Linked DNA regions of Homo sapiens: region 2 is linked to region 1. Evidence: chromatin loops called from intact Hi-C (ENCODE). Cell type or tissue: mammary epithelial cell. All regions are shown on one strand. Links, peaks and the distances in the headings refer to the core of each region. The heading gives the core; the rest is flanking DNA. Region 1 has its middle 81 kb from the start of LANCL2. Region 2 overlaps VOPP1 (VOPP1 WW domain binding protein).

Region 1 (15,508 bases), core at 4,735-12,734:
CGCTGCAGAATCGCAGGCCTTGGAGAAGGCACAGAGGCTTTGAAGGCCATTCTTAGGAGTCTGGCTCTGACCATGGGTGAAACAGAATGCTCTGGAGGGCTGTGAGTGAAGGAAGGCATTATCTGGCCCACATTGTAAAGGGATCACTGTAGGAGCACAGGCAGGAGCAGAGACCCAGGCAGCGGGTCTGGGAGGGAAACGGCTGTGGCTACGCAGGTGCAGGTGGTGAGCGCAGTCAGAATCTAGACAGATCTTGAGCTGGAGCCAGCAGGACTTCCTGGCAGTCAGGGGCAGAGTAAGACAGTTGTCAGCTATGGCTCAGGCACAGTGGCTGGACATCTGGCAGGGCGCCACAGGCTGAGGCATGCAGGTTGGGCTGGGAGGGCCGGGCTGAGATGGAACCCGGTTGTACGCACATTGAGTTCAAGGTGGTTTATTAGAGGCGGGCGAGTCTGGAGTTTGGAGGGAAGTCTGTGATGGAGGCGTCACTTTGGAGTTGTTTGCTTATCGATGTTATTTAAAGGCAGGAGACCTATAAGGTTACCAGGGAAGTGAGGGAGATGAGAGAGGGAAGGGAGCCAGGACACAGCCCTGGGCCACAGCAGCAGAGAAGAGGAGAAGGCGCAGTCACTGAGGTAGGGAGACAAGAGTCTGTTTCCCTGGAAGCCGTGTGTGGAGAAGGGAGGGGTCGCCTGTGTCAGAGGCTTCTGACGCATGAGACAAAAGCCAAGCACTGGTCATTGGAGTCAGTGTGGAGGTCTGCGGTGAACTCCTCGGCAGCACAGGCAGCACTTGACAGGAGTTTCATTGAAAAGGTAGGACAAAGAGAGTCACAGCTGGTGAGCGAAATAGGGTCAAGAAAAACTTTTTCAGAAAAATAACAGGATGTTTGTAATTTGATGGGAATGATAAAATGGGCAGTTGGAAAGAAGGGGTGATATAACACAGGACGCAGTGGAAGTGCTGGAGTGACGTCTCCAAGGAGGCAAGGGCCTGGGGGCTGGTGTCCCGGGACTAGGGATCCGACAGGAGCGCCAACACCGCTGTGGGTGAACAGACACCGGTTGGCACAGGAGCAGTGGGCGCTGCCTCTGAGTGCTTCAGTTCTCAGTGAAGTAGGCGCCAGCTCAGCAGCATCTGCTGCCTGAGGATGGAGGAGGCGGAGGTGCTGGGATTGAAGGCAGAAGAGAAAGTGTGAAAGCACCCAGGAGGAGAATGAATGAGCTGATCTCCAGCTGCATCCTGCCAGAGAGCACCAAGTGGATCTGCCAAACACAGACTGCTGGGCAGGCATCTGATTCAGTAGGTCTGGGTGGGGCTCGAGAATGTGTATTTCTAACAAGTTCCAGGATGACACTAATGCCGCTGGCTGGGGATCCCACACTTCCAGATGACACTGGTCTGGAGGCAGGTTGCGTGGTAGCCTCAGGGGCTCCCGTGGTCACCGCTGGTGAGAGCGGGTGGCAGGTTTGTGCGTTCCTTGCCAGGCATTCAGCTTGCCATTTAGTTTATCTGACCTGCTTTTTCCTGCATGTGGGCTCATCAGCCACCCTCGAGGGTACACATAGTGACAAGCTGCAGAACATTCGTGAGTGGGGACAAAAGCTGAGTGGAAATGCTGGCCGGGGTGGCTCATGTCTGTGAAGCATGATCTGGCTGGACCTTTTAGAGGGGCCCTGGCATCAGTTTCTGGGGTTGGCAGCTCCTGCTGAGCAGGCTCCCAGCCACCTGTCCTACACAGTGGCACTCTGACCTTCACTCTGGGCAAGAGACCATCCGTTTTACTTTTTCTAGCAAAGGGCATCTGGGGGCTGACTGATATCTGGCCTGCCTTTGAGTCAGCCTCCTCACTGCCAGCCAGAGGCATGGGATCTGGGGCCACGCTTCCAGTGACTGACAGCGGCTGGGCTCAGGGCTCACCTATTCCTCCGTCCTCCCACCACCTCACTGTTCAGCTGTTGGTCAACACTTGCTTCCTCTGCTTTTCAGCTTCCCCATTTGAGCGGCTGTCTCCTGCCCTCTTGCCCCAGGTCTGCCTGGTCTCATGGACCCTGGGAGGGAGCACAAGCGTGTGCCTGGCACAGGCTGTCCCTGGGCCTGCACACAGACCTGCTGCCCCCATAGCCTGCTGGGTTCGAGGACCAGAGACAGGCCGGATGTATTTAAGCCCATGAGGGTTTGCATCTCAGTACTTTTCCTGGGACTCTTCCTGAGCCGTACTGAGTATACGCCGCTGGCACAGTCGTCACACATGGAGCAGAACATCCACGCCCCTCACTCCTCCTTGTCCTGTGCCAAAACCATGTTCAGGGATCAAAGAGGGGCACGGAACACACCCGGATGACTCTGCTTTTCTGAAATTTTCTCGCATGGAATTATTTTGCTGATATCTTCATTTTGTGATTCTATCCTATATGGAAAGCCTATATTCCATCTTGTCAAATGGAAAAGTTCACAAATTGGGACCATTTTCTGTTTCTAAGACCCCATAGCCTCTAGGTTGCTTGCCGGCACAGAGCCGCCCGCTCTGCAGATGGCTGTGTCTCCACAGCCTTCCTGGAAGAACAGCCTCAAGGGCTGCCAGCATCAGAAGGACATGGCTGGGGAGGAGGGAAGGGGGAGGAAGTGGGAACTGCCATGGCCTATGGTACAACTACAAAACCAAAAAGCCTTGCCCCTCTCTCCGATTTACCTCCCCCAACTTGAAAAGCATGAGGGCGTCACAGACATCATCTGCTGATGCCTGAAACTCCTGTATTCCACACCCAGAGACAAGCGCACAGTTAAAAGTGCCTGGGCAGGTGAGGGTGTGATTCACTCACCATGGCAAGAGTGGTCTCTGGCATTAGACCCTCTGGGTTCCAATCTGGGCTTTGCCACCTTCAATACTGCCTTATGGGGTTATTGGGAGGATTAAATAATTTGAGTAACGCACTTAGCATGGTACAAATGTTCAATACATGCCACTTTTAGATTAAATTAAGGATTAAGTAATGGACATCAGACAGTTTTCTAGGAAAAAAAGTTAATCATGGAACTGCTTGCTTCTGTAGCTGCGCCCCATCAGAGAGCAGTAGCGCACCCCCACCCTCACCCCCCAGGTCATTGGTTCTTTCTGCCAGACCTGCCCCACTTCCTTGGTTCTTCTGGGAATAGCAGTCCCTCCCTTCAGGGAACTGCTCTTCCCATTCAGATGAAGCAGCTTCAGCACACACATGCCTCACACATGGCTGGCTCTTCTGGGGAGATGTGGAATTTAATCTAAAATTAGCACATTTTGAGTCATCAGTAATGTTCCCAGTGGCCTACTCAAGGGATATAGCAACAGGGACTCCTCATTCTCTTTATTGTAAGCTCTGATACATTTAATGCATTTAATTGCTTGAGTGCATTTCATTTCTAATGTATAATAATAATATCGGCCATTATTGAGCTGGGCACTGTGCAAAGCACTTGATAAGCATCATTGCATTCAATTATCCTGTTTGGCCCTATTATAAGCCTGTACATAGGCTTCTCAGACACAGTTTATGACATGTGAGGCGGCTGAGGGTGGGTAGAATTGCCCAGGGTCACACAGCTAGAGAGTTGCGGGGCAGAGGTTCCATCAGACCTTAATTTATGAGAGTGGCATCCAGACATTTCAAAGTCAAGGATAAAAAATGGAACTAATCTACATTCTCCGAAGGGTGGAGGAAGACAGGCTATGAGAGTGGACTGGAGAGTGACATCACAGCATCAAGAGCTCTGTGGACAGAGAGCAAAGCAACGCCAGAAGACGTGCTAAAGTCAAAGCATTAAATTGTGTACACAAGCTATATATTCGTGTCTTATAGCCTGTTCAAACAAGTGGGTTGTCAGTGTCTCAACCTGACAAGGATCTGAAGGAATAATAGAATGCAACTGGTACTGCTTTGTACCCCATCAGTTAATGAGTCTAGGCACTGATCGTTGGTGGCTCTCTGAAGACAAGCAGATGTGCGTACCTTCTAATGGAAATACACACCACTTTTGAAGTAGACCAAAAAAAAAAAAAAACCTAAATCTGATCAAGGTTCTCTATCTACCAATTTATAAGAAATACAGTGGCAGAGGGCAGAGGAACATGCTGGAAAATACCATGAGGATGGATGCAAGAGGCTAGGCCCAGAGAGTGGGTGAAGCTGCAAGAAAAACGACACGGTTTCTTTGGAAAATAAAAAGCAGGCCGGGTGCGGTGGCTCATGCCTGTAATCCCAGCACTTTGGGAGGCTGAGGCAGGTGGATCACGAGGTCAGGAGATCGAGACCATCCTGCCTAACACAGTGAAACCCCGTCTCTACTAAACAAAATACAAAAAATTAGCCAGGCGTGGTGGCAGGCGCCTGTAGTCCCAGCTACTCAGGAGGCTGAGGCAGGAGAATGGCGTGAACTCAGGAGGCAGAGCTTGCAGTGAACCTAGATCGTGCCACTGAACTCCAGCCCGGGTGACAGAGCAAGACTCCGTCTCAAAAAAATAAAAATAAATAAACTAAAAAATAAAAAGCAAATGGAATTAAAAATGGACAAAGACGGAAAATTTAGGTTCAAAAAGATATAGAAATCTCATGCTATGAACCTTATTTGGATCAGATACAAACAATTTTTAAAAAACAGATAAATGTGGCTGGGCGTGGTGGCTCACGCCTGTAATCCCAGCACTTTGGGAGGCTGATGCGGGCGGATCACAAGATCAGAAGATTGAGACCAACCTGGCTAACACGGTGAAACCCCATCTCTACTAAAAATACAAAAAATAAGCCAGGCGTGGTGGCGGGCGCCTGTAGTCCTAGCTACTCGGGAGGCTGAGGCAGGAGAATGGCATGAACGCAGGAGGCAGAGCTTGCAGTGAGCCAAGATCACGCCACTGCGCTCCAGCCTGGGCAACAGAGAGAGACTCTGTCTCAAAAAACAAAACAAAACCAAACAAACAAACAGAAAACAGATAAATGTAAATACTGGTTGGATCTGTAAAGATATGAAGGAATTATTGTCCCTTTTTTTTTTTTTTTTTGAGACGGAGTTTTGCTCTTATCACCCAGGCTGGAGTGCAATGACACAATCTCGGCTCACTGCAACCTCTGCCTCCTGGGTTCAAGCGATTCTCCTCCCTCAGCCTCCTGAGTAGCTGAGATTATAGGCGCACATCACCACGCTCAGCTAATTTTTGTATTTTTCAGAGACTGGGTTTCACCGTGTTGCCCAGGCTGGTCTCAAACTCCTGACCTCAGGTGATCTGCCCGCCTCAGCCTCCCAAAGTGCTGGGATTACATGCATGAGCCACCATGCCTGGCCTATTGTAATTTTTAATTCAGATTGATATGTTGCCTGCTGAAATATTTATAGATGAAATGTTCAGGATTTGCTTCAATATGATGCAGGGAAGGGCCAGAAGGAGTGTAGATCCATAAAACAAGACTGGCCCTTTATCTATTGCTGTGTGATAAATCACCCCAATAAGTGACAGCTGCCGTACCCGGCCGTAACTTCTTTATTTTATAATTTATCTACTGTAGTCTAGAGCTTTGATGATGGTTTGGAGGCTTGTCCCATGTCATCAGCTTAAGTTAGAGATCATCGGACAAGAGTCATGTTGGGTTATAGGCCCACCTTATTCCAGTATGTCCTCACCTTGACTAGTTACATCTGCAATGACCCTATTTCCAAATAAAGTCGCATTCTAAGAGTCCAGGAAGGACATGAATTTTGAGGAGACACTGCCCAACCCAGTACATTCTTCATGTGTGCCTGTTCACATGGCTGCTTGAGTCCCTATGACATGGCAAGGATCCAAGAGAGTCCAAGGCAGAAATTGCAACTCACTTTATCAGAAGTCACACACCATCACCTCTACCGCATTGTATTCAGTGTAGAATTGACTGCACAAGGGCACAAATATCAGGAGGCAGAGAGGATTGAGGGCCACTCTGGAAACTGGATACAGGACTCATATCCCTCCACCTGAAAAATACACTCTGCCCTCCCCAGCTCCCATGTGTTCACCCCATTGTGGCATCAGCCTCTGCTCAGTTGCTGGGGCACAATGCCTGCCAGCTTCGTAGAAACTCTTTTTTTTTTTTTAAATCTAAACAGTTGTCTGAGGCATGACCCCAGAATTTTCTCTTAACAAAACTCTTAACAAGAGATTTTACAAGCTATACCCTTGATTTTCTCTTTATACCATATTTTTCTGACAGTACCTTGGGTTTTATTTTTGCCTGGAAGCCATTTCTTAAATTTGGCATTATTTGCCATCTGGAAGGTCTGAGAATTTTCAAACCAGCCTGACTGCTTTATGTTTAATAGCCCTCTCTTTGGCTTCTTTCTCTGACATTTCTTCTTGCTCTTTATGTAAAAAGAGGAGGAGCCAGACAACATCTTTGACCTTCTGCCTGGAAATTTCCTGATAAGTCACTGGGTTTATTAGGTACATTTTCTATTTTCTCTCTTGGAAGATGTATCTTGCATAACAGAACAGAAGAGGGGGTGAAACCATTTTGTCATATCTGCTTTAGCACGTGTGCTCTTTCTTTTGCTCTCTCTCTCACTTTCTCTACACACACACACAGACACACACACACAGACACACACACACAGACACACACACACACACACAGACATACACACACAGACACACACACACACAGACACACATACCTGCTGCATCATTTGAAAATAAGCTGTAGACATTGGGACCCCTTACTCCTACACACTTCATATGCCTCTTCTAAAAATAATAAACTGCCACATAATCATAATACCAGTATTGCACCTGAGAAAGCTAACAATGATTTTGATAATACTATGTTGCATCCAAGCCATATTCAGTGTTCCCCCAATTGACTTTGAGGTCTGTATTGTTTTTCAATCAGGATCCAGTCTAAGTACATCTTTTATGTTTCTTTCATCTCTGTCAACCTAGGACAATCCCCTCAACCTGGTGTTTTTGTTTTGTTTTTAATGGTGCTGACTTTCTCAGGACTCCAGGACTGTTGTATGGAGCTTCTCCTTTATGGGTTTGTCTGCTTCTTTCCCTCTGGTGTCATTTAACTTGTTCTGCAATCTCCCACTTCCTATAAACAGGAAGTTAGGTCTACCCTTTAGAGCTGTGGTGTCCAATATGGTAGCCACTAGCCACATATGGGTATTTATTAATGAATTTAATTTGATGAGGATTAACTTAAATTTAAGAATTAAGTTCATCGGCCTTACTAGCCTCATTTCAAGTGCCCAGTGTTCACATGTAGCTAGTGGCTATGTATTGGGCAGTGCCTGTGTAGAACATTTCCATCCTCATAGAAAGTTCTATTGGATAACACTGTTGTGGAGGTATCCAGGTGAAACTTTTTTTTTTTTTTTTTTTGAGACGGAGTCTCGCTCTGTCGCCCAGCCTGGAGTGCAGTGGCATGATCTCGGCTCACTGCAAGCTCTGCCTCCTGTGTTCATTCCATTCTCCTGCCTCAGACTCCCAAGTAGCTGGGACTACAGGTGCCCGCCACCACGCCCAGATAATTTTTTTGTATTTTTAGTAGAGACGGGGTTTCACCATGTTAGCCAGGATGGTCTCAATCTCCTGACCTCGTGATCTGCCCACCTCGGCCTCCCAAAGTGCTGGGATTACAGGCGTGAGCCACCGCGCCCGGCCGAGGTGATACATTTTTGATATGAGTACTACTTCAGTGATACTGGCACTTCATATTACATCACATGAGAAGTGCTGGCTGGGAAGTCCTGTGTGCCCTGAGGGACTACTGTAAACTGTGCACATGTAACTTAGAGATACCACACCCTTCCCTGCTGTAGACATTCTTCTCTGGTCCTGTCAGCCTGGATGCTACATCCTGTGATGGAAAAAAATTTCTAGGGAAAACAAAATAATTTTAGAGCTGCAAGGGAACTTTGGTATTATTTTATAAACAGCAGAGGAAACCACACCCATAGAGGTTCAAAACTTGCCCAGGGTCACTGATAGCTAATTGGCAGCCAAGGATGATCTTCAACAAACATCTTCTTATCCCTGGCCAGACTCATATATCAGAGTTGAAGTAACTTGTGGCAACTGACATCAGTTGGTACTACTAACAATCATAAAATTATGTTATGAGTATTTAACAATGCCAGGCACTGTATCTAGCCATTATAACCATTACTTCACAAGATTCTCACAACCATCTCATAAGGAGGTTAGTAACAAAACAACTGAACAGGAATTTATTCTTTCAGATGATAAACCTAGAATTGGCTCACTGCTTCAGAAGTTCAGCAATAAAAGCTGATGTCTCTGTGATTATGTTGGCCTTTCCCTCTTTGTCACAGGATAGTTATTGCAGCTCTAGATATCACATCAGTGATCAAAGCAGGGTGAACGGGCTTGTGGCAATGCCAGCAACCCTTATCCCATTTATGAGAAAAGTGAAATCTTCCCCAGGGGCTCCAGTGTGGAGTTCTATGTGCAATTCATCAACCAAAACTGTGTCATGTGATGCCCCTGCTGCAAGGGAGACTGGACAACTGAAAATGATAGGTGGCTTTTCCAGGTACTATAGAAGAATCAGGCAAGGCGTCAGATTAGGAACAGCAGCAGTTGGGTAAACCAAGCAACAGTGGAATTGTTCTATCCTGATTCGGATTGGGGAACTGATGCTCAGTGTGGCACAATACCTCCCTGCGCTTACCCGGCTAGTGAGGGGCACAGCTGGTTTGACTCCCAAGTTCACGGTGCGTAAGGTTTGCTCACTGAAGAAATGTAAGGAGGACTCTGGTGTTGCTTGGGTTCGGGGCTGGTTCAAACACTTAAACAATAGGTGAGGTCTGTATGTCCTCAAAGGACAGGGGAGAGACTGACCCCAGAGTGATGCCGCCACCTAAATAAGGAACTGAAGGCAATTCAAGAGGAGGGCTGTCTGAATGGTTGTTGGGAAGTGGATACCTAAGAGAACTACTATTTTCTCCATTCAATATATGTTTAATGCCATATTTCATATACATATGCATTTAATGCAGTATGTATGCTATAAATATACGTGTACATATACATATGTATCTCTAGTGCAATATTTCATATAAATTTTGTAAATACAGATTTAATGCTATGTTTCATATTTTCTCCCTAATCCTCTCTTCTCTGTGACAGCTTAATCCTGCCAGCCTTGGTTTTGCCAACCATGGACCCTTTCAAGAAGGTGGTTTGTGTAGGTGGTGAAGAACTCTTGTAATAAAAGAACAGAAAATGGGGCTGATTTTTCTCCCTTCAAATTGGCAATTATATATGAACTAAATCATTATAATTACAACTCATTGTAATTATGGCAAATCACTGTCATTCATTAAAAAACCATTATTCATTATCATTCACTCAAAATCATTATAATCATTATAATGATTTTCCACATATAATTCCCAATAATAAACAGTGTTGGCAAAGGCTGGCAGAATTCATAATAATTCTTCTGAAGGTAATATTTGTCAAAAGCCCTAAAATATGTACATATACTTGGACCCAGCAACTTAAATCCAGTATTTTACTCTGAGGAAATAAATGTGGATGTACGTAAAACATAGTGACAAGCATGCTCAGCAAAGCATTATTTATAATAGAGAAAAATTAGCAAGAATGCAAGCAAGAAAACAGATTGGAGAAATGTATCAATATCATAAAGTTCAAAATGAAACAAAACACATGGTAAAATTATAAAAGCAAAGAAATTATAAACACAAAATATGGGATAATAATGGGAGTGCAATGAGAAAGATTCATAGGGACCTCATTTCTATTTCTGAAGTGGGATGGGCGTACAGTGTGTTCATGTTATTGTATTTGGTCTGCATCATCCACAATTATGCCAAGAAACTGTGGGGCACCACAATAAAGGTTGATTTTTCGCTCGAGCCCCGGTCCTGGCAGTTGGCAGGAGATCTCAGCTCCACGCAGTCAGCCAGGGACTCAGGCTCCGTCATCTTGCATAGCCTGGAATCCTCCGCGGGATCCTCCACACCCAGGCTCCAGAAAGGGAAGGGAGAGACCTTGGGGCCTGGCAGCGCTGCAGGACCAGGTCTGGGGGACTCAGGTCTCCCGCATCCTATTCCAGTGCCCAGCGCGGCCCCAGCTCGCTGCCAGGGCGCTGGCAACGGTGGGCCCGGACGAGGGGGAGGCGGCGCCCCTGGCGAGGAGCAGCATTGCCACCGCAGCCACGCGCAGGACATGCCCACCCTCTTCAATGACATATTTTATTTAAAAGTGAAAAACAAAATGGGAAGAGGGGGTTAAATAAACTGGAACAGTTTAATCGCACTGAGATGCGATGTAATCCTTAGCAGGGAAGAGGGGACCGTTGAAATACCATGAAAAATATTGGAGTAAAACAGAGACTCCCGTGTGGGTCCCGGGCTGTTGGCTAGGGTGGCAGGCCGCGTGCATTTCCTCTCTCTGCGCCTCTCTCTGCTATGAGCACGAACTATTTTCATAATTAGATAAAAAATAAAGGCATGGGTTTGGTTTCGAATAAAGACCTTGAAGTGCTTGGCAGGTGTCCGCTCCCGGAGCGCCGCGGGTCCCCTGCTCCTGTCGGCGCCCGTGCCTCAGGCGGTCCCGATCCCGCGGCACAGGGGACGGCCGGGGAGGGCCCGCGCTTCTCCCGGATGGACCGGGACGCCGGCCTTCCGGGCCCAGGAGGCCTCCCATCCCAGTCTCCCGCGGCGCCACTGCGGCCCTGCCTCGTCCGAACCCCTCTCCAGGGACGCGCAGGTCAGGGACACCCGTCCACCTGCGTCTGCCATCGCTTCGGGGCCTGCCGGTGCCCGGTCCTCGTTCAGCTGCAGCGCCAGGCCCAGGCCTGCACTACGCCGGGGTGGGGGGCCGGTCTCGGAGAAGGGCGCGGCCAGCGGGCGCAGGACAGATGGGGAGACGACGCCCCAGCCTTCCCTCCCCAGGCGCAGGGGAACCCTGAAGGCAGCTGAAGGTTGGACGAAAAGCTGCCCCTCCCTGTGACTGGCTGGGGTCACCTGGAAGGAGCCAGCTGAGCTCCGACCAGGTTCCTGCAGAGGCGTTCTGGCCACCGAGCCTGTCCTGGGAGAGGAGAGCAGCGAGCAGCCTGGCCTCCCGAGGGGACAGGAGCCCTCCACCCCCGCACTGTGCCCTCTACCGCCCCTGCCTCGGTAGGTCCTGCCACCCTCCTGCGGCCCCTGCAGCCCCTCAACACGCCTACTTCTGGGCATCAGGGATGTCACTGGTGCCAGAGGTCCCAGAGACCTTTAAGTACAAACCTGTCACCCTTGAGGGGAGAAACAAACATGTCACCCTTGAGGCGTAGCACCCAGGTGGTCAGCAGACCTTTGGAAATGCGGTTGGATGAGAAGCCAGGATTTCTGCCCTCTGTCCGCATCTTACATTTCTGTGCACCCACACTGACAAGGATGGTAATAAAGAAAAAGACGAGCAACGATTGCATTTCACCTACTTCCATTTGCTGAGAACATCTCACTCCTTCCAGGGACCCCTGAGCTTCCCCTTGGGAGTTGGAGTCACCGACTTGTGGCTGGGGGCACATTTCGGGCAGGAGACCTCAGGCTGGTCCTAGTGTTACCTCCCCGACCTGGGGGTGTTCTTGAGGTCCCACCAGTCCTCCGCCTCTTCTCTTGGGTGTCCCCAGCAGCACCTGGATGCCATTTCAGGGCTGACCACCCAGCACTGGAACTTGTGTAACCACCCAGAACCCAGGAGCTGGGCATTTCCCTATGCACTCTGGTTCTGCACTGTCCAGTAAATCACTCACCAGCGCTACCAGCTCTTATAGCCCTTGAAATGTGGCCACTCCAAGTGGAAGTGTGCATTGAGTATGTGTTATACAAACTGGATTTTGAATATGGAAAAAAGTAACATTTCTCACTCACATACTTTTATATCATTACATGTTGAAATAATACTTTGATATATTAGGCTGAATATCATTAAAATAATTTTTTTGATTAATCTTTGTAATGAAAATTTAAAGCAATGCACTGGTTCACATCATACCTTTAGTGGACAGCACTGGTAAAGAATATACATCTAAAAGCTTTTCCCCACGTAAGCTTTAAAGTAAGATGCAAAATTCCTTTCTTCTACAAAAACATGAAGGATTGTCATTGGTAAGGGCTGCGCCCAGGCAGTTTTCACAGGTACACACTTGTTATCAATCTTCTGTTCCCATGTGCACTGAATACTAGGTCTGTGGCAAATGATATCAGCACTGTTTGTGATTTCTGGAGTCCAGGGAGAAAGACAAAGAGAGTGCTCTCCAACATTCCTGTCACTGTTGAAAACAGACCAAGCCACGTTGCTCCTCCTTCATTATACTCTTGAGACCTGCACAAGAACATACATCTTTTTTTGTAAAAGTGAAGCCTGGATCTTCAGGGCTGGCATCAGAGGGAGATCTCCTAGGGAGGAGATTCAACAGGACTCAAATCTAATTCCCTTCACCTTCTTCTTGCGGGTAGGGGGTGTCTTGACAATCATCCTTGCACCCACCACACCATTTATAGGAGGGCACTGGGCCCCTTCCACACAGGCACAGGAGTGGAACGAGATCCTTTCTGGACACTTCCGCACAGCCCATCTGAGACAGGAACATTACAATAAAAAGTTATGGGGTAGGGGGCAAAAGAAACGCCTGAAGTACAGGAATACCTGGGAAATGTTGCAGGTTCAGTTCCAGAACACCATAATTAAGTGAACATTGCAATAAAGTTTGAGTCATACAAATTTTTGGTTGCCCACTACATATAGAAGTTGTTTACATTATACTGTAGTCTATGAAGTGCACAACAGCATTATGTCTAAAAGCCACAATGTACATAGCTTCATTAAAAAATACTTTATTGTGGCCGGATGTAGTGGCTCACGCCTGTAATCCCAGCACTTTGGGAGGCAGAGGCGGGCGGATCACAAGGTCAGGAGTTTGAGACCAGCCTGGCCAATATGGTGAAACCCCCGTCTCTACTAAAAATACAAAAATCAGCTGGGCGTGCTGGCGGGTGCCTGTAGTCCCAGCTATTCAGGAGGCTGAGGTAGGAGAATCACTTGAACCCAGGAGGCAGAGATTGCAGTGAGCCAAGATCGTGCCGCTGCACTCCAGCCTGGGCGACAGAGCGAGACTCTGTCTAAAAACAAACAAAAAAGCTTTATTGCTAAAAATGCTAACGGTTATCTGGGCTTTCAGTGGGTCATAATCTTTTTGCTGGTGGAGGGTGTTTTCCCAGTGTTGACGGCTGCTAACTGATCAGGGTGGTAGTTGCTAAAGGTTGGACTGGCTGTGGCAATTTCTTAAAATAAGACAACAATGAAGTCTGCCGCATTGATTGACTTTATTTCAGGAAAGATTTCTCTGTAGCATGCGACGCTGTTTGACAGAATTTTACCAATAGTAGGACTTCTTTCAAAATTGGAGTTAAACCTCTCAAACCCTGCCACTACTTTACCAACTAAGTTTATGATATATTCTGAATCCTGTGTTGTAATTTCAACAATATTCACAGCATCTTTAGTAGGAGTAGATTCCATTTCAAGAAACCACCTTCTTCACTCATCCATAGGAAGAAATACCTCATCCATTAAAGTTTTACCATGAGATTGTAGCAATTCAGTCACAACTTCAGGTTCCACTTCGAATTATATTTCTCTTGCTATTTCCACCACATCCACAGTTATTTCCTCCACTGATGTCTTGAACCCCTCCATGAAGGGGTTCAAGTCATCCATAAGGTTGGAATCAACTTCTCCCAAGCTCCTGTTAATGTTGGTATTTTGACTGCCTCCCATGAATCACAAATGTTCTTAACAGCATCTAGAATAGTAAATCCTTTCCAGAAGGTTTTCAATTTACTTTGCCCAGATCCATGAGAGGAATCACTATCTATGACAGCTATAGCCTTACAAAATGTATGTCATAAACAATAAGACTTGAAAGTCAAAATGACTCCTTGATCCATGGGCTGCAGAATGAATGTGTGTTAGCAGGCATGAAAACAACAATAATCTTCTATGTCTCCATCAGAGCTCTTGGGTGATTAGGTCTTTTGTCAATAAGCAATAATATTTTAAAAGGAATCGTTTTTGCTGAGAAGCAGTGCGCTTAAAACACTAAGCTAACCATGCTGTAAAAAGATGTGTTGTCATCCAAGCTTTGTTGTTCCATTTATAGGATAAAGGCAGAGTAGATTTTGCATAATTCTTAAGGGCCCTAGGATTTTTAGAATGATAAACGAGCACTGGCTTCAACTTAGCTCACCAACTATATTAGCCCCTAACTAGAGGGTTAGTCTGTCCTTTGAAGCTTTAAAGACAAGCGCTGACTTTTCCTCTCAAGCTACAAAGTCCTAGATGGCATCTTCTTCCAGTAGAAGGCTGTTTTGTCTACATGTAAACTCTGTTGTCGAGTGTAGCCACCCTCCTCAGTGGTCTTAGCTAGATCTTCTGCATTACTTGCTGCAGCTTCTACATCAGCACTTTCTGCTGCACCCTGTACTTCCAAGCTATGGAGATGACTTCTTTTCTTAAACCACATAAACCAACCTCTGCTAGCTTCAAACTTTTTTTCTGCAGTTTCCTCACCTCTTTCAGCCTCCATAGAATTGAAGACTATATCAGCATTGTGTGTCACTGGAATAGCGCTTTTAATTTCCTTCAAGAACTTTTCCTTTGCATTCACAAGTTGGCTACCCGGTGCAAGAGGCCTAGCTTTCAGCCTGTTTCAGCTTTTGACATGCCTTCCTTACTAGACTTAATCATTTCTAGCTTTTGATTTAAAATGAGTGACATACAACTCTTCCTTTCACTTGAACACTTATAGGCCATTGTAGGGTTACTAACTAGCCTAATTTCATTATTGTTTGTTGTGTGTCAGGGAAGAGAGTGGGAAAGAGATGAGGGAATGGAGGGTAAGGCAGTCAGAATACACGTTTATTGATTAAGTACACCATCTTGTATAGGCAGAGTTATTGGCACCCTATAGTACAACACTAACATCAAATATCACTGATCACAGATCACCATAACAGTTATTTATTAATGAAAAAGTTTGAAATATTATGTGAATTACCAAATGAGACATAGAGATAAAAAGTGAGCACATGCTGTTGGAAAAAAATGGCACTGATAGACTTCCTTGATACAGGGTTGTCACAAACTTTCAATTTGTAAAAAACTCAATACCTACAAAGAGCAATAAAGCGAAGTACAATAAAGTGTGCCTGTAATATGAATGTACAAAATATAGTAGTTTTTGAGATCTTTTTTGGTTATTTTATTATTCATTTTAACTTATTATAAAATATTTTGAACATAAGAAGTAGAGAAAATAGTATACCAAATCCTCATTTATTCATCACCCACATCCAGTCCTTATTTTTAAAATTTTGTTAATAGACATATAACAATTATATGCATTTATGGGGTATATGTCATATTTTGAGACAATTATGCAAGGTGTAATGATCAAACCAGGGTATTTAG
Region 2 (15,508 bases), core at 4,167-12,166, 97 kb after region 1:
GACACTCTGTCTCAAACAAAAAAACAAACTCAGGCAAGATTTACCACCATGAGGATAGAGAACTTAGGAGCACAATATGCTGATGGGGACAAAGAGAACTTCATTGTGTCTCTCAAAACATTTTCCAAGAGGAAGACGGGAGAGAATGAGGGCAGAGCACATGGCACGTGGCAGGACTGAACAATGACACTGATATAAAAACAACTCGTGTTCACACCAAGGAGCACTGGCCCAGGCACGGAGCGTGACCACAGGGGCGGCGTGCTGATCCTGGCTCAGGCAGCGCATCTGCCACACGGAAGGGCGCACCGTACCCAGTCTGGTTGAGGTGGGCACCCAGCCTCACTCAACAGGGCATTCAATGTAAGTGCCCACAAATGCAAGAGACAGTGAACAGAATGGCAGCCAGACCGCATGAAACGCAGAGCTCTTGAGGCACCACCAGGGGAAGGTGGGGCCTCCCTGGCCACAAAACCTGAGACTTCAAGTCATGTCTGAGAGGCTGAGAGGATTAAGGAAGGGGCTTTGGGGAGGGGCCAGACATTTTCTGACGAGAAACGCAATGCAGATGGTGAGTCCAAGATCTCTCGGCCTGACCTGTCTAATTCCCTGACCCTGGACTGTGCCTGCGTGGAAGGCTCTGCCCCTCCGTCCCGGCAGCACTGACCCTGCCCTGTCCCAACCAGGCCTGCATACCCTTCCTTCAGCTGAACACACATATTTTGTACCCCGAACACCCACAGCGTGCAGCAACATCTGGGAAGCCAAGCAGGAATCTCACTGACGTCTCTCACACACCTCAGCTGGCACTCTGCCCCCACTGCTGGCTCTGGAGCAAGCAGAGGCCAACAAGTCAGACCACTGATTTCGTGCTCCAGCCTTCTGGAGGTAACACATAACTGCCCACCATGCTCTTCTTTCCCAGAACTGAAGCCCAAACTCTGGGCCAGGCTTCACAGCAAACTGAACCACCAGCCGAGCAAGCACCTGAGCATGTGAGCCCGTCCTTCGCATTCTGTTAGGCGCAAGGATGCAGGCAGCGCACCTCCTCGCCAGCCAGTCGCCCACGGTCCTGTCACTGCTGGGTCACACGCAGCCCTCCAATACGGAGCACACATAAATAAAGCTCTGGCGCCCGCAGACCCTGCAGTATCCTCCTCTGTTGAGTGGTGAGAACATCTACCATGGAGGACGCTACAAGGATTCAAGAAGCCAGCGCTTGTGACAGTGTGAAAAGCAGGTCCGGCCCCCAGGCCCAGGCCACCAAGGAACATGCACTTCCCACAGCCCCCACTTCCCCTCCAACTTCCACTACTTCAAACCCATGAAAGGGGGAACTGCCCACAAAAGTTCATTCTCCCCCAAACCACTTACTAAGTGCCAAGTGGCCCCACCAGGCAGAGATGGAGGCCAGCGTGAATCTGGGCTGTCTCCTGCCCACCTGCCATTCCTCTCCACCAGCCAGCAAGGAGGCCCCAGGAGCCCCCATTCAGCTCACACACCCAGATCCAAACACTGCCTCCAGCCTGGCCCGACCACACTAAGCTGCCCTCTGCCTCTCCCACTTTAGGGCTTCGAGACACCTCTTTCACCAGCTGAACTGGTGGAAAACTTTTCCTGCTGATCCCCTCTAGAGACCGCTCTCATTGCAGAAGTGTTTCTGGAACACGAAGTATTGCAAAGTCAGTCTATTTTGCTACAAACCACTCTGAGTAGCGATTTGCAAACACCATCCCTTATGCAGTCCGCACTTAGGAACTCTCTTCTCCAACTGAGCTACACTCTCTGGTCCTTCTCTAGGTCCAGGTAAAGATGTAGCCAGTCCTTCCAGTCTGCAAAGCATTATGAAGCTGCAAAGAATATATCCAACATCTTATTCAGACTTATTCTTGAAATGAACAATGTTTCGTTCTTTGCTAACTTGATGCTCAAATACCCTCTCAAAATCTAAACACAAGCCCTTCCTGCCAGGCTACACAAACCACACAAAAAGAACAACCCTATGGTCCAAAGACTGAGGATTCCACAGTCCAACTGAGGATCACTGTAAACTGCTTTACATGGTTTAATAACAAACATAATAATCCATCTATACAAACCTGCAAGAGCACAGAAGACAGATACCCAAGAGTTTCGCTGAGCATTGTGTGTAATGACAAAAACAGCTACAAACTACTTAGCTGTTCATCAAGAGAGGGCGGATTAAAATGAGTCATGGCCATTCCTATAAAGGAACGCTTTCTAAGGGGAATGCTGTGGGTTTGAGCTGCTGATGAGGAAACATCTCCAAGCAACATTTCTTAAAAAAAAAAAAAAAAAGGAGAAACAAGATGCAGAACACTGTCTATAATATGATCCCATCTGTGTACTTTTAACCAAATATTTGGGTATACAATCTTAAAAAAAAAAGTTGCACAAGAAACTTATCAGAGAGGTATGCCTCTTTCTCTGTAGAGGGTCTAGGGTTGAGAAGGTATTGGGGAGGGAAAGGTTTCATTCCTTTTTGTTTCATTCCTTTAAAAAAAAAGGGGGGGGGGGAGGGGCGGGGTGCCGGGTGTGATGGCTCACGCCTGTAATCCCAGCACTTTGGGAGGCCGAGGCAAGCGGATCACCTGAGGTCAGGAGTTCAAGACCAGCCTGGGCAACATGGTGAAACCCCCTCCTCCACTAAAAATACAAAAATTAGCCGGGCATGGTGGCACACGTCTGTAATCCCAGCTACTCGGGAGGCTGAGGCAGGAGAATCGCTTGGACCCGGGAGGCGGAGGTTGCAGTGAGCTAAGATCACACCATTGCACTCCAGCCTGGGCGACATGAGCGAAACTTGATCCCCCCAACAATAACAAAAAAAGTACGTGTATTTATTGTATTTAAAAACTTAAAACCACCAAATCAATTATCTATGAGAAAAAGGAACAAGATCAACACATGAAATCCCCAGATGATTTAAGAATTCCATTCCACTTGGTACTCACCCCTTCATCCCAAAGATTCAACCAAACTGAATTCAGCTTCTCCCCATTGCTCTCTCCCTGCCTGTCCTTAAAACAAAACTAATGAGCTGTTAAAGGGCCACATGTGAGGCTGAAAGGGAAGGAAACAAAGCATGTGAATAATTCACAACTGGATCATCAGCCCCGCTGTGAGCTCAACAGCCCCTGACACGGATGGAGTTGAGTCCCTCTGGAGGTGGCATGCTGAAGGGAGACTGCCTTCCTGCGTGGACCTGGGACAGAGGTGGCCACAGGCAGGCTCAGTAAGTGGTTGCTGAACCAACTATATGGACAGGAACCAGGACTCAATGGAGAAACATGTTATATATACACACATACACGCATATTTGTCATACACACAACATAACAAACGGGCGCATAACATAAGCGCTGCACACACACACACACACACACACACACACACACACACACACAGCCTCCCAAATAAGGAAACAGCAGGAACACTCATGAATTAAGACAGATAATCCCCAACTTAGGGATGGTTTAAAATTTAGGGCTCATTTTCTCACGGAAATGATGGTATAAATGTTGGCGAACTTCCCTGGCTAGGTAACACATGTCTGTTTAGCTCATAAAATAAATGAACTCCCAGCCAGGCGCAGTGGCTCACGCCTGTAATCCCAGCACTTTGGGAGGCCGAGGAGGGTGGATCACGAGGTCAAGAGATCGAGACCATCCTGGCCAACACAGTGAAACCCTGTCTCCGCTAAAAATACAAAAATTAGCTGGGCATGGTGGTGCGTGCCTGTAGTCCCAGCTACCCGGGAGACTGAGGCAGGAGAATCACTTTAACCCTGGAGATGGATGTTGCAGTGAGCCGAGATCGCGCTACTGCACTCCAGCCTGGCGACAGAGTGAGACTCTGTCTCAAAAATAAATAAATAAATAAATAAATAAATAAATAAATAAATAAATAAAAATAAATGAACTCCCATTCCGTCCTTGTGTTTGATTGCCCCAGACTGTCTGCTGAGGAGACCCCATGTGCCCTCAGGGAGGCTGCCTGTTTAGACCTCTGGCCGTCACCAACATTGCTGTGCTTCTGTTCTCAGCAGCTTCAAGGGCTGACCTCCACCTGGTGCCCAGCCGAGTAAACACGTGGAGCATAAGTTCCATGTGTATGGACTCAGGGCTCCTCCAGACACCACGGGCGCTGCCCTCACAGAGCACTCACCTGCAGGCTGCTTCCCCTAAGTGTCAGGTCTTCACCTCCGCTGCGGCCTCAACGCAGGGAATTTACTATTGAATTCACCGCCAAGACAACACTGAGACAGAGTCGATGCCACAATTTTACGGCGTAGTTTATTTTTATGTCTGGCTTAGATCTCAAAAAGGGTCTGAGAAGGCTTACATAAATACCATTTTAAAATACAAGGAAAAAAACAACACCAAAAGCAAAAGTAATGAGAAAAAAATACATAAAGTGGACTACATTGAAACTTAAAATTCTTGGGCTGCAAACAATACCATAAAGTAAAACGACAACCCGCAGAAACGGGAAAAAAATACTTGCCCATTATCTAGCTGATAAGGAACGTATTTAAAGTCTTACCGCTCAATATCAAAAACAGAAGCCATTAAAAATGGGCAAAGGAGTGACTGCTAGTGGGTACAGGGTTTCTTTGTGAGGTGATGAAAATATTCTTGATTGTGGCAATACTTGCATAACTCTGTGAATATATGAAAAACTTCAGAATTGTACACTTTAAGTGGATGAATTATATGATACTTAAATTCTATCTTAATAAACATGTTATTTTTTAAATGGGCAAAGGATTTGGATACACATTTCTCCAAGGAAGATAATGCAAACAGCCAATAAACAAATGAAAAGAAGCTCAACAACATTAGTCATTAGGGAATTACAAGTAAAAATCACTGTGAAATACCACTTCACACCCACTAATATGACTATAATAAAAAAGACAGACAATAACAAGTATTGGCGAAAATGTGGAACATTTGACCCCTCATACATTGCTGTTGGGAACAGAATGGTGCAGCAGCTTTGAAAATCAGTCTAGCAGTTCCTCAAAAGGCTAAACAGTCATCACATAACCTAGCAATTCCACTTGTAGATATTTATCCAAGAGAAATGAAAACATATGCCCACAAAGACCTGTACACAAATGTTCACAGCAGCATTATTCACAATAGCCAAAAAGTGGAGACAATCCAAATGTCCATCAACTGCTGAATGGATAACCAAATGTGGTGTATCCGGTTATTTAGCAATGAAAATGAAGTACTGATTCATGCTATAACACAAGAGAAGCCCGTCCTAAGGGACCACGTTACATGATTCCATTTATATGACATGTCCAGAAAGAGTAAATTTAGAGACAGAGAGTAGATTAATGGTTGCTCAGGGCTTGGGTAGGGTGGGCCAGAATCAGGAGTGACTGCTAAAGGTACAAGATTTCTTCTAGGAGGAACAAAATATTCCAAAATTGGATTGTGATGATGGATGAAAAACCCTGTGACTCTATCAAAAATTAAATCATACAATATAGATGGGCGAGATGATGGCATGTGAACGACATCTCAACAAAGCTGTTTAAAAACATAAGACAAATCCAGCATGTATTTTTTTTAACAAATTTTATGGATTCCTAATAGTTGTACATATTTATGGGCTACACATGACATTTTGATACAAGCATACAATGTGTAATGATCAAATCAGAGTAACAGAAATATCTACCACCTCAAATATTTATCACTTCCTGTGTTGGGAACATTCCAAATTTTCTCTTCCAGCTATTTTGAAATATATAATTAATTTTTGTTAACTACAGTTGCTCTACTGTGCTACCGAACACCACATCTTATTCCTTCTAACTGTATTTTCATCCCCAACAATTAACTCCTCTCCATCCCCGTCTCCCCACTACCCTTTCCAGCCTCTGGTAACCACTCTTCTTTTCATTACCTTCATGAGATCAAATATTTTAGCTTCCACATATGATTAAGAACAGGCAGGCTGGCATGGTGGCTCATGCCTGTGATCCCAGCACTTTGGGAGGCCGAGGCGGGCAGATCACTTGAGGTCAGGAGTTCAAGACCAGCCTGGCCAACATGGTGAAGGCCCGTCTCTACTAAAAATACAAAGTTAGCCGGTCGTGGTGGTGCATGCCTACAATCCCAGCTACTTGGGAAGCTTTAGGCAGGAGAATCACTTGAACCCTAGAAGCAGAGGTTGCAGTGAACCGAGATCGTGCCATTGTACTCCAGCCTGGGAGACAGAGCGAGACTCCATCTCCAAGAAAAAAAAAAAAATACAGAACAGGCAATATTTGTTTTTCTGTGCCTGGCTTATTTCACTTAATGTTCTCCATATTGATCCACATTACTGCAACTAGCAGGATTTCATTCTTCTTTTTTGTTTTTTTATTTTTATTTTTTTGGAGACGAGTCTCGCTCTGTTGTCCAGGCTGGAGTGCAGTGGCGTGATCTTGGCTCACTGCAAGCTCCACCTCCCGGGTTCACACCATTCTCCTGCTTCAGCCTCTCGAGTAGCTGGGAATACAGGCACCTGCCACCACGCCCGGCTAATTTTTTGTGTTTTTAGTAGAGACAGGGTTTCACCGTGTTAGCCAGGATGGTCTCGATCTCCTGACCTCATGATCCGCCCATCTCAGCCTCCCAAAGTGCTGGGATTACAGGCATGAGCCACCGCACCCAGCCTAGGATTTTATTCTTTATTATGGCTTTATAATATTCCATTGTGTATATAAAACCACATTTTCCTTATCCATGTGTCCACTGATGGGCACTTAGGTGGATTCCTTATCTTGGCTATTAACAGTGCTGTAACAAACATGGGAGTACAAATATCTCTTCAATATGCTCATGTTCTTCCTTGGAGAAATGTGTGTCCAAATCCTTTGTCCATTTAAAATACCTGGCAATGAGATTGCTAGATCATAAGGTAGTTCCATATTCTTAGTTTTCTGAAGAGCCTCCATACTGCTCTCCATAGTACTAACTTACATTCCCACCACTAGTGTTTGAGAGGTCCCCTTTCGCCATATCCTCACCATTTATTTTCAGTCTTTTTGATAATAGCCATTTTAACTGAGATGAGGTGATATCTCATGGTTTTGATTTGCATTTCCCTAATGATTAGCGGTGTTGAGTATTTTTTCATATACCTGTTGGCCATTTACATGGTTTTTTTTTTTTGAGAAATGTCTATTCAAATAATTTGCCCATTTTTAAATCAGATTATTTGGTTTTTGGCTACTGAGTTGTTTGAGCTCTTTATATATTCTGGTTATTAATCCCATGTCAGATGAATAGCCTACAAATATTTTCTCTCATTCTGTGGGTTGTCTTTTCACTTTGTTGATTGTTTTCTTTGCTGTGCAGAAACTTTTTAGCTTGATGTAATCGTATTTGTCAATTTTTGCTTTGGTTGCCTGTGCTTTTGAGGCTTTACTCAAGAAATCTTTGCCCAAAACAATGTCCTGAAGCATTTCCCCAAAGTTTTATTTTAGCATAATACTTTCATAGTTCCAGGTCTTACATTTAAGTCTTTGATTTTGAGTTGATTTTTGTACATGGCGAGAGACAGAAGTCTACTTTCATTCTTCTTCATATGGATGTACAGTTTTCCCAGCACCATTTATTGAAGAGACAATGTCCTTTGCCCAATGGATGTTCTCAGCCCCTTTGTCAAAAATCAACTGGCTGTAAATGTGTGGCCCAGCATGCTTCTGTGTTAATCTGTAAAACACATTCTTAAAAGATTTTAGCTGACCAAAAGCGACACAAGAAGAAGAAAATATGATGAAATTGGAACAAAATAAATGCACACAATGGCATGGTTTTTATGGTTTGGGGCAGTAGGGCTGGTGGGGGAAGGAGATGGCCCCACACTTAGCTCCAGGCTCCTGAGGGCCAAGGCAGAACGGGGAACGCTGTTAGTCACAACATCATGGTGTCCATCGGATGAAAAAAACTTGCGAGAAAAGATAGTGTTTCTTGAAAAGAAAACAGTCTTTCTGATACTGGAATGTGCTGAAAACTTCTTTTTGGGTCTTCCCAAAAAGAACACAGCTCCAACTGGTGTGGAAGAGTGGGGGTTTCAGGGAGGACCTCACCAGAGGGGAAACTGAAACTGACGAATGTAATCTAACATTTAACTCTGGAGAGTGTTGTTGAAGGCTTCCGCAGAGTTGGTGGAGAGCAGAGTTGGTGGAGACCGTGGAACTCAAGCAAACATCTGAAATAAACTAAGCTAATGAAACCACGAGGCCATTTTGAACTCAAGGAAAATAAAAAAAGTTGTCCAATAAAAGCGCAATTTTAGTGTTCTACACTGGCTCAACAGTCAGCAAAACGTAGTCAAAATAATGATGATACTAAATGTGGATTTAACCAGATATTTTAAATACATTTTACTTTCGTGTAATCGGTACTGATATAAACATATATACTGAGAGGATAGAGGAAGAGAGATTAAATAATGTCTAGCACTGTTAAATCAAGAGCTAGAAGGTATGTGTATTATTTTAAAATGTGGAGGCAAATAGTAGAAGAACCAGCTAAATAAGAGTTGAAAGTAGTTCTTCTGAGAAGCAGACCACAACGGTGGGGCATGGGGAAGACTGTGTTAAGCTGTGACATTATTAAACTTTCCATTTATATACATATATTACTTTATTTAAAAATGAAATAAACTTGTTAAATACAGGAAAAGTCACCTATGGTCAATGTTCCCTGTGATCACTATTTCTTTAAAGGGGCACAGGTGAGACCACGCTAGGAGAAGAAAACTCTTTCATCAGGAGGGGCATCCCACTGAGTCACTGAAGCCCCCAGTGCTGTGAGGTCCAAGAACGTGCTGCTCTCCCCTGGGAGGCCTGTCTTGATGTCAAGATCCCACCAGCCCCAGACAAAGCAGCACACAACTGACCCATGGCAGGAGGGAGGCACTCAGAGGCGCAGCCAGGAGGGAAGAAGCCTGCTCTCCCCATCCTCTTTCTGGCCCAGTATGCATGGCTGAATTCACCTTAGGATAAACACAGGTATGACTACACTCCAGTATGACTAGAAAAATAACACAGGCGTGACTGCAGTTGGAATCACAGCTTGCGGGCCACACTGGTTACACATCCACCGGGACTCAAGAGGGATCCACTGAGCTGAACACTGCCTGCTCGTGCTCTGTGCCTAAGGCTCCCTGTCTGGCAAGCCCCATGGAAGCTCACAGATCTGTCATTTGTGGAGAGCTGCAGCTCTTGTGTTTAAAAAGGAATGATTTGGCTGGGTGCAGTGACTCACACCAGCACTCTGGGAGGCTGAGGTAGGCGGATCCCTTGAGCCCAGGAGTTTGAGACCAGCCCGGGCCACACAGCAAGACCCCAACTCTACAAAAAAAAATACAAAAATTAGCATGGTGGCACATGCCTGTAATACCAGCTATTCAGGAAGCTGAGGTGGGAGGACCACCTGAGCCTGAGAGGTCAAGGTTGCGATGAGCCGTGATTGCACCACTGCACTCCAGTCTGGGTGACAGAATGAGACCCTGTCTCAATTAAAAAAAATAAAATAAAGAAAAGAAAAAGTGAAAAAACGGAAGGATTTACTAAGCCCAGCTGTTCAATCAGCTCACAGATACTCACTAAGCACTCCACAGCTCTGGCCTGTGCTAGAAGACAAGGACTCAGTCATGAGGAGGGCACAGGTGGTGCCATCTCCTGAGTTACAAGACAGTCGAGGGAGATGTAGACAGGATCTGACCCATGAATGAAGATATAATTCCCAGGTAGCTCACTAAGTTGAGAATAGTTGTACAAAGAGAACACTTAAGGGAAAGGCGGAATTATATGCTCTATGGACCGTGAGGTGGTAGGATGCAAGAAGTTTTGGCAAAACTGAAATGAGCCTAAATCAATACGCCATGATGAACTGAATCTCCCAACAGAAAAAGGGACATTAATGGAAAAACTGGAGAGATCCAAATAAAGCAATTTTAATTAATAGCAATATACCAATGTTGGTTTCCTTTTTAGGCAAATGCAGCATGGCAATGTAAGTTATTAAATTAGTGGAAACTGGGTTATACAGCAACTCTGTATTTGCTCTGCAAATGTGCTTTGCAAATTTTCTATAAATCTAAACTTATTCCAAAATTAAAAGTTGATTTAAAAAATATACAAATATATTGTGCTCCCCCGCCAAGAAATAAGTGATACCACCACGACCACCACCACCCCTGAATTAAGGCTCCAGCTTTGAAGCACAGAGCCCAAAGGGAGGGGCGATGGAGCAGAGGCCAGCAGGCCGAGAGCTCAGGCCATGCAGAGCCTGGGAGGCTAAGCCATGGGATCAGGTCTGCATCCTAAAACCAACAGGAAGCACCTCCACAAATGGGAGCTACAGGCCTTGTCCCCAGTGCCCCTGAACATGGAGAAGGACAGCCTTCATTTCACTGATGAGCGAGTCAGAGCAGAGATGACTCAGCAACACAGCTCTCTCGACCCACATTCTGCCAACCGCCCAGACTGGCAGAAGGCCATGCAATTTGTAATCCCTCTGACCTGGATTTTAGCAGCCCCAGGTCAGCTGTTAAGACTTGGGAGAAGCCGACAGAGCTGTAGGAGGGAGTGGTGGGTTGGGTCTTGATTCCACTGTTCTCACCTAATGCCAGCTAACATCCAGATCCAACCCTGTCCCACCTCTGAGGCTGGGGACGGGGGACAAAGGGGCTCCAGGGGTTCCACAGATAACAGGACCCCAACAGGACTGAGGCTACCTTCCCCCTGGGGCTACATGCATTCATGTAGAAATGAATAGGAAGAGTGGCAGGCAAGGTGGGCTCCAAGGCTTTCTAAGGTTGATGCCATACGCACACCAAGGCTGGGAGTGAAATTTGGGCTAATTAACAGTGACATGTAAGTACAGGAATCTTTAATTTAAACGTAAGCCTCTGCATACCAATAAACCTTGCCAACTTTTTGGGAGTTACAGAACCTCATGTAAACTTGAGAAACAACAGGAATACACCTTTACAGAGAGCTCTGGAGCACGGAACTAAGTATGCCCATCATGCAACCCTTTACTTGACTAACAAACCAGTTGAGTTGGGAATGATCGTCTCCTACTAGCTACCAATAGACATGTTTTGTTTGGCCCATGATAGCTTTGAGATAAAGAAACTTTACACAAAATCTAGATATTCAATTTTTCCTGAAAAATCCAAAGACTCATTAACCATCAGCTAGACCTGAGTGGTGCCTGGTTCCCTCTTCCCCGCCATATCTTTCACACAGCAAGATCTTTTCCATTTTACCACACTTCCCATCACTCCCTAGTAGATGTGGCTGGGCAGGCTGTGCCCTGAGCCTGCAGGCATGTGCATTTACTACCCTGTGCACAGAGAATGTCTCTTCTTCCAACTTCTCTTAAAAGCACACCAGCAGTTTCAGTCACCTGTTTGATTCCCCTCCAAGGGCTTTCTAAAAATTTCCACCAAAATACCCCGACAGCCACCTAAGACCGTGACCGCAGATTCTGGGAATGGGAGGCAGGTGAATGGAGATGTGGTCTTAAATGACACTCAGTGGGATGCAAAATTTGTCTGACATCCCAAGCTTTACCTTAGAAGTTCACGCCCTTGCATTCTATTTCGTTTACACATGTTGTATTCTACTCCATTATATATTTGCATTAAATTTCACACATAATGTTTTCAATTATCAATTAAAAGGTTGCCTTTAACCCCCAACCCCTAAACATGTCAAGTAAAATGGGGGCTCCAGGAAGATCTGCCAGGTTTATGCTGCCTGTGTCTTCCCCTCCTCCCAGCAGACCCCAATGACTAATTTGAGAAGAGCAGTGGCTGACCGCCTGGTCCTCAGAGGCTCCGCCCTCTGCCCCTCCGGACTCGGGGATACCCCGGGGGATCCCTGGCTTACCTTCCTGTTTTCTCACATTAGAGCTGGGATGCATATCTGTCCTCACTTACAGGGACCTGCATTCGTTCCATGAGAGGCAAAGCTACTCCTTACTTAGCATTCAGATGAGTCCCACACTCCCAAACATGCTGTCTGCTCTATGCAGGCCATCCAGCAAGATGCATGGGTGTGGGTGAACACGCCTGCTACTGGGGAGTACAAAGCTCTCTTTCATGCACACTTTCTAAGGGACTCTAACCATCTTTACTTTTACTAGCCTTGTGCTTGGGTTTACCACATTCCTCTTGGCCCAGGACTACATTCAGAAATCTGGGAAATATAGTCCATAATCACCAGCACTCTTGCTCTGTAGATTATAAGTAGACGAAAGATGAAAGAAAACTGGCAAGCAACTGGGTTCTATAACAGGCATTGCAGGATCATGAGATCCCAGCATTTCCCAAACCCAACAAAATCCACCCTGGGGGGATGTTGTTTTATCATCATTTATATCTAGGAAGAGCCCAGGGTGACCACAGTGAGACTGGCCATCTGGAGGCACGGGGCCTGAGGGCAGACCCACCTATGAGGCATGGAAGTTGGGAGATTTAAACACAGGGGAAAAACAGGTAGGGGCGTGTCTAGCAGTGAAAACAACACTCCAAGAGGCTTGCCAACAGACAATGGGCAGTCCAGGCAGCTAGAGACCAGGTACTCCAAATGCGCCTAAATTACCTAAAGGTTCGACAGGGGAGATAGGACCAGTTAATCATAAACCACTCCAAAACACTGAAAGCATCCAAGGGCCATTTACATAGACAGTCATGGGGCAAAAAGATGAACAAGGGGTCTAAGCTTCCCAATAATCTGCCCTTCTCTCAGGGCAAGTGGCCCTCACGATCAGGCATACAGACTCCCTTGAACTAGGCAGACTGATGGCACATGCACGGGCCCATGGCTTAATTTCTCCTAAGACCCCCAAATCCGTAGCCAGTCTGGAGTCTGGACAAAAGCTGAAGAACCAAGTGAACCTGAAACACTGCTTCTGCGACTGAGACTGAACCAGACCTCAATCTTTCACAGAGACCTTTTCCCTTTCTCCACTGTCAAAAAAAGGCTCTGCTCCACATTCAGCCATCTGCTGCAGGTGGCCGGCAGGAGCAGGACACACTGGCGGACACTCTGCAGTGCGACCAGCCGTGTACCTTGGGCCCTGGGCAGTTACCCTGGGAACAGAAACAAGCGGAGGAAGCACCTGCAATGAGCAGAAGCTCATCTAAGCTCATCTACATCCTTTCCCCAAACAGTACGTTCTAGGCACACATCCACTTAGACAAAGAACACCTCCTTCTTTCCATACAAGAGAGTATGCACACATTCTACAAGAGATCCCCCTTTACAAAAATCTCACATATTAAAATGCCATTGCTCCCCTCCTCCATGAGCGGTGCTCTCAAATCTTGCTTGGAAAAAGACTTTTTCCCACCCCCATCCCCATCATGGTCACTGCAGAGACTGCCTACCCGGACCAGGAAAACCAACAGTCCCTGGTCATCCACTTCATGAGCCAGGCCTCTCCTCAGCATGATAGCCTGAGTGCCACCACAGGCCGGGCCAAGGGGACTGCACAGCCGTGCACAGGCGCTACTCCCCAGAACAAGGGAGGGTCCTGGAAATGCCAGCGCCTGGGAAAAGGAACAGCATTTCCTTCACTGCATCAGTCCAAGGACTCCTGGCAGAATCCACTTCCTGGAATAGCAATAAAGCCGCCATAAAAGCCGAAGGTGCGACACCAGCCCAACAGCAGCCACTAGGTGCCGCAGTCTGGCAGGTGCCACCCTCTGGAGAGAAAATCTGCCAACACAGATTGTAAACAAACGTACCTAAGTGTACATAAATAAGGGCGAAGATCCAAACCTTGTAACACAGGCAACACTTATTTTTGCCCTAAGAAACAATGATAGAATATTTAACTCCATGGTCTCGTACACTGCTGGAGGGAATATAAATTTGGTTTGAAAAAAGCTTTCTGAAAGTTTGCAGTCTGGAAATATATATCAGATGTCTTTAAATCTGTCAGTAAGCTCCGGTCTAGGCATTCTATTTCTAGAAATCCATCCTTTAAAAAAGTCCAAAATGTACAAAGATGTTCATTTCAGCATTCTTACAATATATAAAAACGGGAACAAATTAAATACTCAATGTCAGGGGCACTCGCGAGTCCACCATTAGCCCTATCGCGAAGGATTATACAGCCGCTAACAGGCTGATGGGTAATTTTTAACGGAATGGAAATGCTCGTGACAGAAGGATGCACTATTGAGTATATGTTAACGACCAGTGTATGAAAATTGCGCAGAAAATGGCTGGAAGGAAAACATGACCTATTTTCGTGTCTGTATATTTTTCTACTTTCCAATTATTCCACAATTAGAATGCATTAGGCTTATTTTCATAATAAAGCAATTAAATTTTAGAGTCAGAGGCTACACTGGCTTGAAGGAATCAGGGCAGGCTTCCTGGAGAAGGCTGTATCTAAAATGAGAACTAAGAGACACACAGGACAGCCCGAGAAGAGGGAAGGGCATGGTGACAGGCGAAGGGGCACATGACAGCATGAAGACACTGAGTGCTCTGGTTGGGTTGGCAAATTATCTCCCTGTTATGCAGAGAAAACAACAAACCATGAGCCCTACCATCCCGCAGACATAACTTCCCTCATCAGCCATAGCATTCTTCCAGACTTCTCTACAGCAAGGCACTCCAGGCTGTCGCTACCAAGAAGACAAGCAAGGCTTCATGTGAAATAAACCTATTTGCCATGCTTGCTGCTGTTTCATCACTCCTAGAGTCAATGGAAGTTTTCACTGACATCAAAGCAATGTCCTGGAATGTTAGGGCGTGGAGCACCAGAACCCCACGTGCACACCGTACACCTGTGCTGGCAAATACGTCCAGCAGGGCTGAAACAGCACAAAATGCTTTCCCTTCAAAATCGGGTTCTGAGTGCTCCCCAAAGCATGCCTCGAAAGTCAATTCTCCCATCAGACGCAAATAATTAAATGCACAAACACTTGGTGTTTCTTTCCCTCAGGAAATCTGTCAATAAGCTCTGGTCTAGTTTTTCCATTTCTAGAAATGGAAAAGGTCACCTTGTTTTTCCCCCTTCCCTTAGGAAAAAGGGAAAGAAACTCCAAGTGGGGAAGGGTTCAACACGGTCAGGGCTGAGGTGGAGGAAGAGGGCCTCTCTTTCATCTTACACGCAGTGGGAGGGAAAGCAGAAAAAATCTGAAGGAGGAAATTATCAAATACAAAATACATGTTGAAGGCTGGGCGGGGTGGCTCACGCCTGTAATCCCAGCACTTTGGGAGGCCCAGGAGCGTGGATCACTTGAGATCAGCAGTTTGAGACCAGCCGGGCCAACATGGTGAATCCCCGTCTCTACTAAAAATACAAAAATTAGCCACACATGGTGGCGCATGCCTATAGTTGCAGCTACTTGGGGGTCTGAGGCATGAGAATCGCTTGAACCTAGGAGGCAGAGGTTGCAGTGACCCTGCAGCCTGGGCAACAAGAGTGAGACTGTGTCC

What was found. Hi-C counts contacts between places; a loop is a spot of excess contacts. Peaks named below come from ENCODE experiments on the same cell type or tissue, not always from the same donor. Only the 100,000 strongest peaks of a DNase experiment are listed, where the experiment ranks them.
Region 2: it touches region 1 in a loop (2.4-fold over the local background); 5 of 110 quality-filtered maps call a loop at or near these places.

The regions. Positions count from the first base shown.
Region 1 is chr7:55,438,630-55,454,137 of GRCh38, forward strand. It overlaps a transcript of VOPP1 not described here. Among named protein-coding and RNA genes, the nearest start is that of LANCL2, 81 kb to the left of the region's middle. RefSeq lists an enhancer at 1,677-2,503. In mammary epithelial cell, for the core only: no CTCF peak of the experiment used is centred there; no DNase peak of the experiment used is centred there; H3K27me3 peaks cover 130 bases.
Region 2 is chr7:55,536,514-55,552,021 of GRCh38, forward strand. All of the region lies in intron 1 of VOPP1 (VOPP1 WW domain binding protein), which reads right to left. Among named protein-coding and RNA genes, the nearest start is that of VOPP1, 28 kb to the right of the region's middle. RefSeq lists enhancers at 234-383, 2,743-3,375, 9,417-9,576, 11,917-11,966. In mammary epithelial cell, for the core only: a CTCF peak has its summit at 9,152; DNase peaks (open chromatin) are centred at 9,108 and 10,528; H3K27ac peaks cover 2,235 bases.